2 separate regions of the Homo sapiens genome follow, and region 2 is linked to region 1. Evidence: chromatin contacts called from ENCODE Hi-C or POLR2A ChIA-PET data. All regions are on one chromosome and are shown on one strand. Each heading gives the region's core, a stretch centred on a gene start or an enhancer-like site at or near the end of the contact. The rest is flanking DNA. Distances are from core to core; before and after follow the strand shown.

The links. Hi-C counts contacts between places; a loop is a spot of excess contacts on that map. ChIA-PET counts read pairs that join two places held with the same protein, here RNA polymerase II (POLR2A). Pooled maps may share reads with other maps.
Region 2: a loop to region 1 is called in a pooled map, with 4 times the contacts of the local background. The contact joins the promoter of TAF6L here to the promoter of ASRGL1 in region 1. A Hi-C loop is called at or near these places in 3 of 50 pooled maps. POLR2A ChIA-PET finds 5 or more read pairs at or near these places in 2 of 52 experiments (A673 and GM12878).

Annotation. Positions count from the first base shown.
Region 1 is chr11:62,334,282-62,341,847 of GRCh38, forward strand. ASRGL1 (asparaginase and isoaspartyl peptidase 1) reads left to right here and starts at 3,167. Exons shown (of 7, transcript NM_001083926.2): 1 at 3,167-3,293; 2 at 3,609-3,886. The coding sequence starts at 3,697. RefSeq lists an enhancer at 3,078-3,747.
Region 2 is chr11:62,768,852-62,776,417 of GRCh38, forward strand. It overlaps TAF6L (TATA-box binding protein associated factor 6 like), which reads left to right and starts at 2,545. Exons shown (of 11, transcript NM_006473.4): 1 at 2,545-2,639; 2 at 6,920-7,079; 3 at 7,533-7,566. The coding sequence starts at 6,933. It also overlaps a transcript of TMEM223 not described here. RefSeq lists enhancers at 783-832, 2,995-3,134 and a silencer at 2,395-2,804.

The DNA of each region.
Region 1 (7,566 bases), core at 1,917-4,416:
CTAGGCAGTAAGAACGTAGTAAAGGCAGCCTGCCAGTTCCCCAGTGGACCTTCAGAAAATGTTAGTTGCGGCCAGGTGTAGTGGCTCACACCTGTAATCCCAGCACTTTGGGAGGCCAAGGTGGGCAAATCGCTTGAGGTCAGGAGTTCGAGACCAGCGTAGCCAAGATGTTGAAATCCCATCCCTACTAAAAATACAAAAATTAGCTGGGCGTGGTGGTGCATGCCTGTAATCCCAGATACTTGGGTGGCTGAAGCAGGAGAATCATGTCTGAGCCTCGGGAGATGGAGATTATAGTCAGCCAAGATCGCACCACTATACTCCAGCCTGGGCAACAGAGCGAGACTCCGTCTCAAAGAAGAAAGAAAGAAAGGAAAGAAAGGGAAGGAAGGGAAGGAAAGGAAGGAAATGTTAGTTGCTTCTTTCTTTTTTTCTTCTCTTCCTCCCTCCCACCCCCATTTCTTCTTCGTCAATCTCTCTAATATGCCTCCTTCATTTCTGACCCAGAAATGCCCAGTCCCTGCCCAGTCCCTCCTTTTCTGGTCCCACCTCCTCTCCCCAACTCTGGCATTCCCTAACCCAACCCTCCTCCTCCTAGAACATCCAGAGCCACTGTAGTTAGAATCACTTCCTTGGGGCTCTAGTCAACCTCCCCAGTCACACAAATGGGTTACTCCTCCCTTCAAAAATCCCTCTAAAATGATAGTAAACAATCTTAAAAAGAATACTACCCACAAAGACAGGAAGAATGGGAGAGATGACAATGGCAGGTAAAAAAGGTCACTTTGGAAGATGAATAACAAATGGCAGATTAAAGGAAGTTGTAATCTACTTGAGAGGTGAATCCATTTGTTCTGGAGAACGCTTGAGAGACTCAGGGCTTAGACACACAGGAATCTCAAAGATGGGGAGGCAGGAGTGGCAGGTGTTCCCAGTTGTCTCTCCAATAGCCTGTCACCCTTCCTTCTTGCCAAGAGACCTTGATTTTATCCAGGGCCATGATGTACCCTGCTAAAATAAAAACTCAGACTCTCTTGCCACTAGGGGCAGCCCCCCAATCCAGTTCTGGCCAATAAAAGTCCACTTGGAGGACTTCTAGGAAAGCTAGAGAGCTTTCCTGAATTAAAGGAACAAAGGGGAGCTGGCAAAAGCCTTCTTCCCTTTGCCCTTCCCCATTCCTTCTGCCCCAATAGTGATCAAGGTGCCTAGGAGCACCATAAATGTGAAAGCCACATGCTGAAGGGAAGAGAAGGAGATGGGACATCTGTGTCACCTTGGAGCTGCTGCACCAGCCTGGGCAGCAACCACTAGATGTCTTGTTGTTGTTGTTGTTGTTGTTGTTGTTATTGTTGTTTTCAAATCAACAGTTATCTGGTTAAACCACTGTGGTCACGTTTCGTCAGGGACAGTTGAATACAATCCTTAATCCATAAAATGATTGTTGATGGAACATCGTCTACAGAGGAGTTAGCCAGATTCCTTCTCCTATCCCACAGAGCCGGACAAAAAGATGCTTCCTCTTTCCTCCTCAAAGACCAGAAGTTTATTTTCTAGAGAATTTATCTAAGAGACTTTGGATTGGGATGGGGAATACGAAGCCCATCAGAGAAGTAGATAAACGCATGAGGCTGAGATGGGAGGATCAAATGGAAACCAACATTCTACCTGCTTGGGCCACCAGCCACCTTCCCCAGCCTCAGCCAGATCACTGAATTCCAGATCAATCAGGAAAAACAGTAGAGATGGGGTTTGAGTTAGGGCTAGGCATAGGGTAGGGTTCAGGTTCCTATAAATAGCTGAAACCAAATGATGGTGAGCTGTATTATGATGACACAACTAGGCTCACGACCAGTTGAGACGTGCTAAAATAACCCTCTTCCAAGAGGTGAGTGTGGGAGACAGAATAACGGCCCTCAAAGGTGTCACATCCGAATCTCCACCTGTGAACACTCCTCACATGGCAAAAGGGACTTTGCAGATGAGAATAGAAATTGTAAGAAAGGGAGATTATCCTGGGTTATCTGGGTGGGCCCAATGTCATCCCAAGGGACTTCCTTTAAGAAGGAGGCAGGAGAGTCAGAGTCAGAAAAGAAAATCGTGATGATGGTGACAGAGAGAGAAGTGACGTAGCAGCAGAAACAGGCCAGAGGGAGAGAGAGTTAAAGATGCTAGGCTGTTGGCTTTGGCAATGGAGGATGAGGCCATGAGCCAAGGATACAGGCAGCTTGTAGAAGCAAGAAAAGACAGATTCTCTTCTGGAGCTTCCCGAAGGAACTCAACCCTGCAGACCCAGTTTGAATTTCTGACCACCAGAACTGTAAGATAATGTGTGTTGTTTGAAGCCAATAAATTTGTGGTAATCTCTAACAATAGGTCACTAGAAAGGGAATGACTGATCCTTAGTGGGGTGCCAGGGAGAAGGCTTTGCAGGAGGGGTTCATTTAAACTGGGCCTTAAGGCAGGAAACGAAGGTAAAACAGGAGTAAAGGGAATTCCCAAGAGTGGTAAAATATGTTATCAGTTGTGGGTAAACAAGAAGGGAAAGGACTCTCCTATCCACAGGAGATCAATCACAGTTTGCCTGGATCTGTCCCTGTTTATGCCCATTGTCCCAGTATAATTTTTTTTTCTTTTGATTCGGAGTTTCACTCTTGTTGCCCAGGCTGGAGTGCAATGGCGCGATTTCCACTCACCGCAACCTCCGCCTCCCAGGTTCAAACGATTCTCGTGCCTTAGCCTCCAGAGTAGCTGGGATTACAGGCATGCGCCACCACGCCCAGCTAATTTTGTGTTTTTAGTAGGGACAGGGTTTCTCCGTGTTGGTCAGGCTGGTCTCGAACTCCCGACCTCAGGTGATCCGTCCGCCTCGGCCTCTCAAAGTGCTGGGATTACAAGGCATGAGCCACTGCGCACAGCCTAGCGTTGCTTTTCAATCTGCAATTACAAAATCGTGGCATGCCACTTCACGCTTCTCGCCACCAACCCAACCACCCAGCCCCTAGCCTGGTCAGGAGCAGGAGGTTCCCCGCGTGCCACCAGGAAGCTCGGGCCGGCCAAGAGCGTAGACTCTTGAGAGGAGTGAGACAGGTGCGCGCCAGCCGGCCTTCGGGGCTTTATGGGAACTGGGCCGTGCGGCGGTCCCGCCCTCGTGCGCAGGCGCAGAACCGTTGTGACCAGAGCGGTTGCGGGCTGAGCGGTTTCGAGCCGGCGTCGGGGAGCGGCGGTACCGGGCGGCTGCGGGGCTGGCTCGACCCAGCTTGAGGTCTCGGCGTCCGCGTCCTGCGGTGCCCTGGGTAAGTCGGCGGCCCTCCCGGAGCAGCCGCCCGAGACGCGGGAGGGCGAATGAAATAAACGAAAATAGACATTTTCCCGAAGGCGAAATAGACATCCTCCTTCGGCGCCGGGGCTTGGAGGCGGGCGGCGGTGGGCGCGGGTTAACGTCCCCGGGGAAACTGAGACCCCCAGCAGGTCCGGGCCGGGGGCGGAGAGGAACGCGGGAGGGCGCCGGGCCCCTGGGCTTTTCGTACCAAGCTCGACCGAGCCGCCCCTACCCACCCCCAGCTGCGAACCCAGCCGTTCAGAACAGAGACTGGGCATTGTCCCCACAGGGTCTCCCGAGGACCTTGTACCCGCGCGGCTTCCTTGGGCTGGCTTTGGACGACGCTTTCGCCTTCCTGCTGCCTAGGATCCGCCGACATGAATCCCATCGTAGTGGTCCACGGCGGCGGAGCCGGTCCCATCTCCAAGGATCGGAAGGAGCGAGTGCACCAGGGCATGGTCAGAGCCGCCACCGTGGGCTACGGCATCCTCCGGGAGGGCGGGAGCGCCGTGGATGCCGTAGAGGGAGCTGTCGTCGCCCTGGAAGACGATCCCGAGTTCAACGCAGGTAAATGTGCCTTTCAGCTAGTAAATAATGTGAGTCAGGTCAAGCTCCTTCTTCAGAATAAATAGAACCTACATAGTGTTAGGGAATCTAATGAGCTTTGGGGTGAAACTAAGTATGTAAAAAAGAAACAATATTTAATTTTTCTACCTGTGCTGAAAAGAGTCAAACGCTAAAATATTTGTAGAGATTTATACTGAGGCAAATATGAGTGACCAATGGCCTCTGATACAGCTCTTGGGAAATCCTGAGAATGTGTGCTTCTGGAGAGACATAAGATGTCAATCAGTACATACAAGACATACATTGGTTCCATCTGGAGAGGTGAGACTACTGGGGGAGGGGGAGTGGTTTCCAGGTCATAGTTAAGATTCAAAGATTTTCTGATGAACAATTGATTTAAAGTTTTGTCCAAACACCTGGAATCCACAGAAGGGAATGTCTGGATTATATAAGGACTTGTGGCTGCAGATAGAATTAATAGAAGGCGGTTTAGCACGGTGGCTCACGCCTGTAATCCCAGCACTTTGGGAGGCCAAGGCGGGTGGATCACCTGAGGTCAGGAGTTCGAGACCAGCCTGGCTAACAGGTGAAAAGCCACCTCTACTAAAAATACAAAAGAAAAAAAAAAAAAGCCAGGCGTGGTGCTAGGAGCCTGTAACCCCAGCTACTCGGGAGGCCGAGGCAGGAGAATAGCTTGAACCTGAGAGGCAGAGGTTGCAGTGAGCCGAGATCACTCCAGCCTGGGCGACAGAGCGAGACTATCTCAAAAAAAAAAAAAAAAACTGAAAAAAGAAGGGAATGTCTGCATTAAGATAAGAGGTTGAGGAGACCAAGATTTCCCTTAGGCAGAGGAAGTCTCCAGGTAGCAGTCTATTGAGAGAATAAATTGTAAATGTTTCTTATCAGAGTTGATTCTCTCCTGAATCAGGAAAAAGGCCTAGAAAAGGAAGGGGATTCTCTTCAGAATGTAGATTTTCCCCACAAGAGATAGCTTTAGCTTTGCAGGACTATTTCAAGATATGGCGAAGAAACGTAATTTGGGGTAAAATACTTCACTTTCAGGGCTTGCTATCTGTCATGTGATGTCATACTAGAGTCCCGCTGGAATTTGGTATCTTATTGCTACAAAGTCTGCTTTGTCAGTCTTAAGATCTGTTTTAATGTTAGTGCTGGTCAGCTGGGCCTGAATTCCAAAAGGGAGGAGGGAATAATGAGGCATGTCCTACCTCCCCCGACAAGGTTCCAAAGTTTTCAGGTTAACTTTGGAGTGCAGAGTGTATTCCTTTGTGTTTCGCTTCTTTCACTCAGTCCACCCTTTTTTGGAATACTAATCATTATAGCTAATATGAGTATCTACCATGTATCAGGCAGTGGTCTAAGAAATTTGCTTGATTTATTGAATCTGAACATTAAATGAGTTGATCATGTAACTCTCTTAAGTTGGTTAACTTGTGTTAAACTAACTCAAGTTAACTCATAATGAACATTAAATGATTCACTTATGAGTTAATCACTTAAACTCAGTTGAGTTAAATGAGTTAGGTATAAGTTAGGCATAATTATTATCCTCATTTCTCAGATCAGACTAAGGCATAAACAGATTAACTTGGTGGAAGACATTCATCTCTTTGTTTTAAAATGGCAAACCTAAGATCTAGGCTAGAGATTGAAATACTTCCTGGAATTATACCACCCATCTGTCAGGGAAAAGAATTTCAGGAAATCTTAATTAATCATCAAATATTTACTCTTGTTCTGTCCCCTTTACGCAGCACTCTTTAACACTTGTGAAAAATTGTGTAATTCTTCCTGAGACCGGTGCAGTGGCTCACGCCTGTAATCCCAGCACTTTGGAAAGCTGAGGTGGGCGGATCACTTGAGCTCAGGAGTTCAATGCCAGGCTAGGCAACATGGCAAAACCCCATCTCTACAAAAAAAAAAAAATACAAAAATCAGCTGAGCGTGGTGGCACAAGCCTGTAGCCGCCGCTACTCAGGAAGCTGAGGTAGGAAGATTCCTTGAGCCCCAGGAGGTCAAGGCTGCAATGAGCCAAGACTGCGCCACTGCACTCCAGCCTGGGTGACAGAGTGAGACTCTGTCTCTGAAAATAAAATTAAGTTCATCTGAATTTAAAATGAGACCTAATAGTGTGCTTTCATGGCTCCATTTGTAGAGCCAGAATTTACCAGATAGGCACTGACTTTGCCAGCAGAGGGAGCAGCCAGCTCTTTCTGTGGGTGACTTGTTAAACCTTACGCTTCTTAGCACTCAGCACCCCCTGGGCTGTCAAACCCTCACTTATTTACACAGGACCTTCATTTGAAATGGGTCATTCTGGTTTCCGACCATCTCTTATTCTAACAATTTGTCATCTGCATGCATTGGGAAGCACAGATTAGGGAATTGGAGCAGCTAGTTCTCATTTTTTTGCTCTGTATCCAGAGGCCTTCCTTCTCAACGTCTGCCCTCTCATCTTTCAAATGTCCTCTATTCCGCATATTGAGGAAGAAAAGAGTAGAGCTGAAAAGAGGGAAAGCAAAGATTATGGGGGGAAAGGTGGGACTTTTAACAGCGTACTGTGGACCTTGGCTTTTCCCAGCCAAGGTCACTACCGGCAAGCAATATTCCCAGCATCCTCTGCTATAATCCTCTAGAATAAATAACTGTTTGGGAACTTCATACAAAAAGCTGACTCCCAGTAGGTATTGAGTTCAGTGGCAGTAATTAGCATTCATGACACAACTTGCCTGAACATTTGTAAAAACATTATGTTTATTTACATTCTATTCCTGTTTCAGTGTGCATTTGACTTTATGTCAAATTGAAAAGTGGTTGATTTTTAGATACCAACACTGTAAAGACTGAACTTTTAAATTTGAATGCTAGGAATATTCTTTAAAAACTTACTTAGATTGGCAACCAAATGACCATTTGCTTTCACTGGAGCTCAGCGATATTTACACAGCACTTGAGATATTCTCTCTACAATTCAATTTACAAGCTATTAGAGAATCTTTGAGATAACAGGATTTTTTTTTTTTTTTTTTTTGAGACTGAGTCTCGCTCTGTCACCCAGGCTGGAGTGCAGTGGCACAGTTTCGGCTCACTGCAAGCTCCACCTCTCAGGTTCAAGCGATTCTCCTGCCTCAGCCTCTCGAGTAGCTGGGACTATAGGCACCCACCACCAGGACCAGCTAATTTTTAGTATTTTTAGTAGAGACGGGGTTTCACTGTGTTAGCCAGGATGGTCTTGGATCTCCTGACTTCATGATCCGCCCACCTCAGCCTCCCAAAGTGCTGGGATTACAGGTGTGAGCCACCACGCCCGGCTGAAAACAGGATTTTTTTCATTTATCCAGTCTCTTTCTGGACTTACAATGTAGAATCAATAAGGTAAAAATCTGTAGTGGGGTCTAGGAATTGGTATTCATTTCTTTGTTTTGAAGATTCCCAGGTGATTCTGAGATACAACCAGGTTTAGAATCTACTAGCCTAATACCATACAATTTTAATGGGTTTGGTGTTGGTTTGTTGGTATAATTTGCATATAGTAAGATCCCCTTTTTAGTATACAGTTCCATGACAGAGACATATAGTCATGTAACTGCCACCACAATCAAGATATAAACCAGTTACATTACTCTCCCACATCCCTTTGAGTCCACGCCTCCATTCACTCC
Region 2 (7,566 bases), core at 1,295-3,794, 430 kb after region 1:
AGCTGAGATTGCTCCACTGCATTCTAGCCTTAGCAACAGAGCAAGGACTCTGTCTCAAAAAAAAAAAAAAAAAAAAATTGGCCGGGCATGGTGGCTCATGCCTGTAATCCCAGCACTTCGGGAAGCTGAGGCGGGCGGATCACAAGGTCAGGAGTTGAAGACCAGCCTGGCCAACATGGCGAAACCCCATCTTTACTAAAAATACAAAACTTACAGCACTTAGCCAGGCATGGTGTCGGACACCTGTAATCCCAGCTCCTCCAGAGGCTAAGGCAGGAGAATCACTTGAAACTGGGAGGGCAGAGGTTGCAGTGAGCTATCACGCCACTGCACTCCAACCTGGGCGACAGAGCGAGACTCAGTTTCAAAAAATAAATAAAAATAAAAATAAATGAATAAAAACAGTCTGACTTTGACCAGGCACAGTGGCTCATGCCTGTAATCCCAGCACTTTGGGAGGCAGAGGCGGGTGGATCACAAGGTCAGGAGTTGGAGACCAGCCTAGCCAACATGGTGAAAACCCTGTCTCTACTAAAAACACAAAAATTAGCTGGTGGTAGTGGCAAGTGCCTGTAATCCCAGCTACTTGGGAGGTTGAGGCAGGAGAATCATTTGAACCTGGGAGGTGGAGGTTGTAGTGAGCCAAGATTGCGCCACTGCACTCCAGCCTGGGCAACAGGGTGTTACTCCGTCTCAAAAAAAGGAAAAAAGAAAAAAAGTCTGACACCAAAGCCATCATAGTTCTTGCCAGGCATTGGGTGTGTGGAGCGAGCCACCTTTCTCCCATCTGTGGCCATGGAGGTCTCACTACTGCCTTCCCTGGTTCCTGCCTCCACTCAGATTGGGAGCAAATGAGCTCCAGACAGGTTGGATACAGGTTCACTACATCTAATAGGTCCCGGGCAGTCCCGGTCTCCCTCCCATCTTCTAGTGTCTCCAAGGTTGCTGATGGCTGTCCAGAACAGTAAACCTAAGCAAGGAGGTCAGCCAGCTGCCCAGGTCTGGCTAAGCTGACTTCAGGCTCAGTCAGACCTTAGAGGAGAGCGCCCTCTCTCTTTCCCTTAACGCACAGGTGGGCAGACACTTGAAACCACTTCTAATATGGTTCTGAATATGAGTGGAAGAGACTCAGCAGGGTCACATTCTCCTTAGGTGGGGTTGCCATGGCAACCACAGTCGCATCCATCTGGCTTTGCCAGCTCGGGTCCCAGGGGATTTTCTTTTCCAGCGGCAGCAGCATCTAACCCTGAGAGGGGGAAAGAGAAAAAATGTGTACATTCATGCTCCCTTGCAGAATGTTCCCACAGTTCACTCAGTGCAAACTACCCCATCTTGGGTGAACTTAAAGGAATTCACTGTATGCCTTGTGACATGTGAGGGAAAGAAAGTTTCTCTCTTTTTTTTTTGAGACGGAGATTCACTCTTGTTGGCCAGGTTGGAGTGCAGTGGCGCGATCTCGGCTCACCACAACCTCCGCCTCCCGGGTTCAAGCAATTCTCCTGCCTCAGCCTCCCGAGTAGCTGCGATTACAGGCATGTGCCAACACACCCGGCTAATTTTGTATTTTTAGTTGAGATGGATTTTTCTCCATGTTGATCAGGCTGGTCTTGAACTCCCGACCCCAGGTGATCCCCCGCCTCGGCCTCTCAAAATGTTGGGATTACAGGCGTGAGCCACCGCGCCCGGCCGGGAAAGAAGTTTAACCTCCAACTCTGCCAGGGACTCTCACAGACATTAATTTACAACAACCCTGTGAAGTGCGCATTATTACTCCATATTAGGTAATTTGCCCAAAGGCAGTGTCAGAATTTTAACCCAGGTCGGTCTGATTCCAAATACCATCCTTTACTCACTAAGCCCACTGCTTATCAATTAAGAACTGCCCAAGTAGCTGCTATTGCAGTGGGAGTTGGAGAAAGAGAGCTGTCAGTGTGCGTGTCCAACGGTCATGCAAGGCGAGGTAGGCCAGGGCTTGTATTTGGTTCACAGGCGTGGGGAGAATGCGAAGTAGGTGCAGAAAGAGCAGAACCCTGGAGTCCGGAGCTTGCACGGGATGTTCGGCCGGGTCAGAAGTCCCTTCTGCCTGCCGAGAACACCTACCGAGAGCCCCATCTATCCCTTCAGGAAGGGGAAGTGGCATGTGATGTTGGGGAGGTAGGCCGGGCAGGAAAACTAAGCCAGACACCAAAATCTAAAGCTTTGCTGCAGTCGCGAAAATGCGGGTGCTCAGAAACTCGCGAGCAAACAAGACAAAGAAAATCAAGACGCTGTCTTTGAGACTGTTTATTTCCTCGTTACTATTGTGGTGGTAAAAAAAATAAAATATGCTTATTAAACGTGTGTTAAAACAATACACACCTACTCGCAAACGTAGCAAGAGAGGTTGCTTTAAGAAGCGGGAATCTTCAGCGTCACGTGACCGCCGGTCTCTACAGTCTGTTCACACTGGCCAATCAAGAGCCAGGAAGCCTCCTGGAGGGCCGGAAACTTTCCAAGGCGCCCGCCGACTGGCTGTATTGGGGAGGGCGGGGCCGGGGCCCCGGGAGAGGGAATGAGTGTGAGCTCGTGAGTGGGCGCCGCCGCCACCGCCCCCGCCGCCGTCGTCTCGGTAGCAGCCTTCGCCACGCCGGGGTCTTCAGGTGAGCAGGCCTTGCTCTGGTCCAAGGACTCCCCATTCCCGACGCCGACTGCTTACTCACCAGTCTTGGAGCCCGCACCGCGAGGGCCCGCCCCCTTGGCTGACCACGTGACCCAAGTTCAGTGACCCCTGACCTCCTCCCCCCGCGCACCCCCTCCCCGATCTGGGCTGGGCTAGGCCGGGTGGGAGGATGCGCGTTGCCGAGGCCCGGCCCGCGGAGGTCAGTTCCCACGCCTCCTCTCCAGCGTGACTAGTGGCTGAGGATGCGGAGGAGAGGAGGCTGAGGAGCGGGAGACTTTGGTCACAGTCTAGATTTCGTGTACGGTCATATAATAGGGAAACTCCCTCCGTGCCTTTCGCGCTGGTGGACTAAATGCTCCCATTTTACAGATAGGGAAACTGCAGCTTCACAACGATCTATTGGCGGGTCTAGGGTCACCAAGGGGTGGGTCTCCAATCCATGTCTTTGGGGTGGGATCCAGGCCTTGTTCCCCATACAGCTGGCGGCTCCTGAATGCGGTATAGAGTAAAGATTAGGAGCAAGGGGTTGAGTCCTTGCTCCCCCTCCCTACTTACTCAGTGCTTACTTCATGATCTTGGAGAAGTCATGGAACATTTAGCCTCTGAGGTTTGATTTCCTTGCCTGTGAAATAGACGAAATACATAATAATATCTTATTATTGAGAATATAGTGAAGTAATCCATATAAAGCACTTAGCTGTGTCTCAGGCATAGTACAGTGCTATTCGTGGCCGGGCGCGGTGGCTCACGCCTGTAATCCTAGCACTTTGGGAGGCCGAGGCACCTGGATTGCCTGAGCTCAGGAGTTCGAGGCCAGCCTGGGCAACACGGTGAAACCTCGTCTCTACTAAAAATACAAAAAATTAGCTGGGCATGGCGGCGTATGCCTGTAGTCCTAGCTACTCGGGAGGCTGAGGCAGGAGAATTGCTTGAACCAGGGAGGCAGAGGTTGTAGTGAGCCGAGATCACGCCACTGTACTCCAGCCTGGGTGACAGAGCGAGACTGTGTCTCCAAAAAAAAAAAAAAAGCTCGTCGGGCCAGGTGCGGTGGCTCTCACGCCTGTAATTTCAGCACTTTGGAGGCCGAGGTGGGCGGATCACCTGAGGTCAGGAGTTCCAGACCAGCTTGGCTACCATGGCGAAACTCCATCCCTACTAAAAATACAAAAATTAGCCAGGTGTGGCGGCACAGGCCTGTAATCCCAGCTACTCGGGAAGCGGAGGTTTTAGTGAGCCGAGATCAAGCCACTGCACTCCAGCCTGGGTGACAGAGTGAGACATCAGACATCATCTCCAAAAAAAAAAAAAAAGAATAGTTCTTCTTTCTTTCTTTTAGAAGATCTTTTTTTTTTGTTTGTTTTTGTTTTTTGTTTTGTGTTTTTTTTGAGACTGAGTTTAGCTCTGTCATCCAGGCTGGAGTGCAGTGGTGCAATCTCGGCTCACTGCAGCCTCTGCCTCCTGGGTTCAAGTGATTCTCCTGCCTCAGCCTCCTGGGTAATTTTTTGTATTTTTAGTAGAGACAGGGTTTCACCGTGTTAGCCAGGATGGTCTTCATCTCCTGACCTCGTGATCCACCAGCTTCGGCCTCCCAAAGTGCTGGGATTACAGGCGTGAGCCACCATGCCTGGCCTATAATTACAAATTTTTTTTTTTTTGAGATGGAGTCTTGCTCTGTCGCCCAGGCTGGAGTGCAGTGGTGCGATCTTGGCTCACTACAACCTCCACCTCCCGGGTTCAAGCAATTCTCCTGCCTCAGCCTCCGGAGTAGCTGGGACTACAGGCGCGGACCACCATGCCTAGCTAATTTTTGTATTTTTAGTAGAGACGAGGTTTCACCATATTGTCCAGGCTGGTCTAGAACTCCTGACCTTGTGATCCACCCGCCTTGGCTTCCCAAAGTGCTGGGATTACAGATGAGCCACTGCGCCCGGCCTACAATTTTTTTTTTTTTTTTGAGACGGAGTTTTCCCCTTGTTACCCAGAATGGAGTGCACTGGTGCGATCTTGACTCACTGCAACCTCTGTCTCACGGGTTCAAGCGATTCTCCTGCCTCAGCCTTGCGAGTAGCTGGGATTACAGGCATGTGCCACCACACCTGGCTAATTTTGTATTTGTAGTAGAGATGGGGGTTTTTCTATGTTGGTCAGGCTGGTCTTGAACTCCTGACCTCAGGTGATTCGCCCGCCTTGGCCTCCGAAAGTGCTGGGATTAGAGGCGTGAGCCACTGGGTCCAGCTACAAATTCTTACGACTGGTTTGGAGGCAGAATGCAAGGACATTGGAGGATCTAGGAAGACATCCCTGAGCAAGTGACATTTGAACTGAAATCTGAAGGAGTGAGTAGCAGTTCACTAGACAAAGGGATTGGGGGTGGAGGACAGGGAGGAGAGAGTTCCAAGTGGAGGAAGCAGTGTTCAAAGGTCCTAAAATAGGTGTATTTGAGGAACTGAAAGGAGGACACAGGTGGGAATACAGAACACAAGAAAGTAGGAGATAAGAGGTAAGAGGTATTGCAGAAGTAGGCAGTACATGCAGAGCCTCCAGAGCCATTGTTCAGATTTGTTCTTTATTTCTTTTTTTTTTTGAGACGGAGTCTTGCTCTGTTGCCCAGGCTGGAGTGCAGTGGCGTGATCTCGGCTCACTGCAATCTCCGCCTCCTGGGTTCACGCCATTCTCCTGCCTCAGCCTCCCGAGTAGCTGGGACTACAGGCGCCCGCCACCAAGCCCAGCTAATTTTTTGTATTTTTAGTAGAGATGGGGTTTCACCGTGTTAACCAGGATGGTCTGGATCTCCTGACCTTGTGATCCGCCTGCCTCGGCCTCCCAAAGTGCTGGGATTACAGGCGTGAGCCACCGCGCCCGGCCCAAATTTGTTCTTTATTTCAAAGACAATGGGGAGCCATTGGGAGGAGTGCTGCACAGAAGCCACATAGCTGTCCATTGGATGTAGGGACCTGGACGTCACTGGTGACCCATTGATCCCCTGCCAGAGGAGTAGTGGGGGCAATGCCTGGGTGGGTCATCCTGGATCTGGGCCTTCCTGTCTGAGGTGTGGATGCATCACTTTGGCGCACGGGAGCCTACCTTCTGGTGCTGTGCGTTGTTGGAGTGAGTCATCAGCTGCTGTTTTTGTCGGTTTCTTATTGTGCTATACCCTGTGAACAAAACAGGTTCCAGCATTTAGGCACTGCAGCCAAACTGGGGAAGACCAAACACATAGGCAGAAAGCCCAGCTACTATCCAGCCTGGCCAACATGGCGAAATCTTGTTTCTACTAAAAATACAAAAATTAGCTGGGCGTGGTGGCACGTGCCTGTAATCCCAGCTACTTGGGAGGCTGAGGCAGGAGAGTTGGGGGCAACAAGAACAAAACTCCGTCTCAAAAAAAAAAAAAAAAAAATTTAGCCATCCGGGCGTGGTGGCAGGTACCTGTAATCCCAGCTACTCAGGAGGCTGAGGCAGATAATTACTTGAACCCGGGAGGCGGAGGTTGCAGTGAGCTGAGATCGCGCTGCTACACTCCAGCCTGGCGCCAGAGCGAGACTCTGTCTCAAAAAAAAAAAAAAAAAAGAAAAGACTGGGTAATGTATAAAGGAAAGAGGTTTAACTGACTCAATGCTGGGGAGGCCTCAGGAAACTTACAGTCATGGTGGAAGAGGAAGCAAACATGTCTTTCTTCATGTGGCTGCAGCTAGGAGAAGTGCCGAGCAAAAGGGGGAAAAGCTCTTTATAAAACCATTAGATCTTTTGAGAACTCACTATCAGGAGAACAGCATGGGGGAAAATGTCCCCTTGATTCAGTTATCTCCACCTGGTCCCGCTCTTGACACGTGGGGATTATTAAAATTCAAGGTGAGATTTGTGCGGGGACACAGCCAAATCATATCAGTCATCTCATTTTCACAGCAACCCTGTGAGCTAGAGAGGGCAGGAATTATTGTGCCTGTTTTACAGTTTAGGACACAAGGGCTCAGACTGATGAAGGCCTTGGCCAAATTCACATAGAAGGTGACAGGGCAGGAATGGGACCTAGTTCTGTGAACCCCAACACTTTGGACTTTGTCTAGCTTCACCGTTCTTGACCCACTGGCCAGTCTGTTTCCTTCTCTGAGCCTCACTTTCCTCATCTGGGTACTCAGAGCTCCTTGTTTAGAAACTCCAGAGCACGAGCAGCAAGGCTGGTGTGGAGGGTGTTGGATCACACTCCTGGGCTCTCCGGGAGGCTGGGCAGCTTTTCCAGTCTTCATTCTCCACTCCCAGCTCCACTGGGGCCATGTCAGAGCGAGAAGAGCGGCGGTTTGTGGAGATCCCTCGGGAGTCTGTCCGGCTCATGGCGGAGAGCACGGGCCTGGAGCTGAGCGATGAGGTGGCGGCGCTGCTCGCAGAGGACGTGTGCTATCGTCTGAGAGAGGCCACGCAGGTACACTCCCCTCACCCCCTGATACCTCCAACTTTCCTTGTTTCTGCCTTTTTACTAACCTCCACCCTCGCTGATTTATTCAAGTGTACACTGGGTGCCTGCTCCATACAACAGAGACAGTCCATGCCTTTACAGAACTCTACTTGTAGCTGTCTGGGCTTCCAGCAGACAAAGCGCTTGCCAGGCATCTTCCCATGTGCTCCTCACAACAGCCCTGTTGGGCAGGCAGAGCGGGTAGATACTCACATTCTGCATGTGAGAAACTGAGGTGTTGACAGAAGATGTGACACCCGGGGGGTGTTTTTGTACAGGAGCAGAGACGGAATCTAGGCTTCTGATCCCTAAGCGTGGTCTCCTGTTTGCCTTCTCTCCAGTCTGGCCCACTTCATTTGGGGTTTCCCATGCCCCCTGCTTCACATCCTTTGACTCTGGCTTTTGTTCCCTCCCTCCCAGAATAGCTCTCAGTTCATGAAGCACACCAAACGCC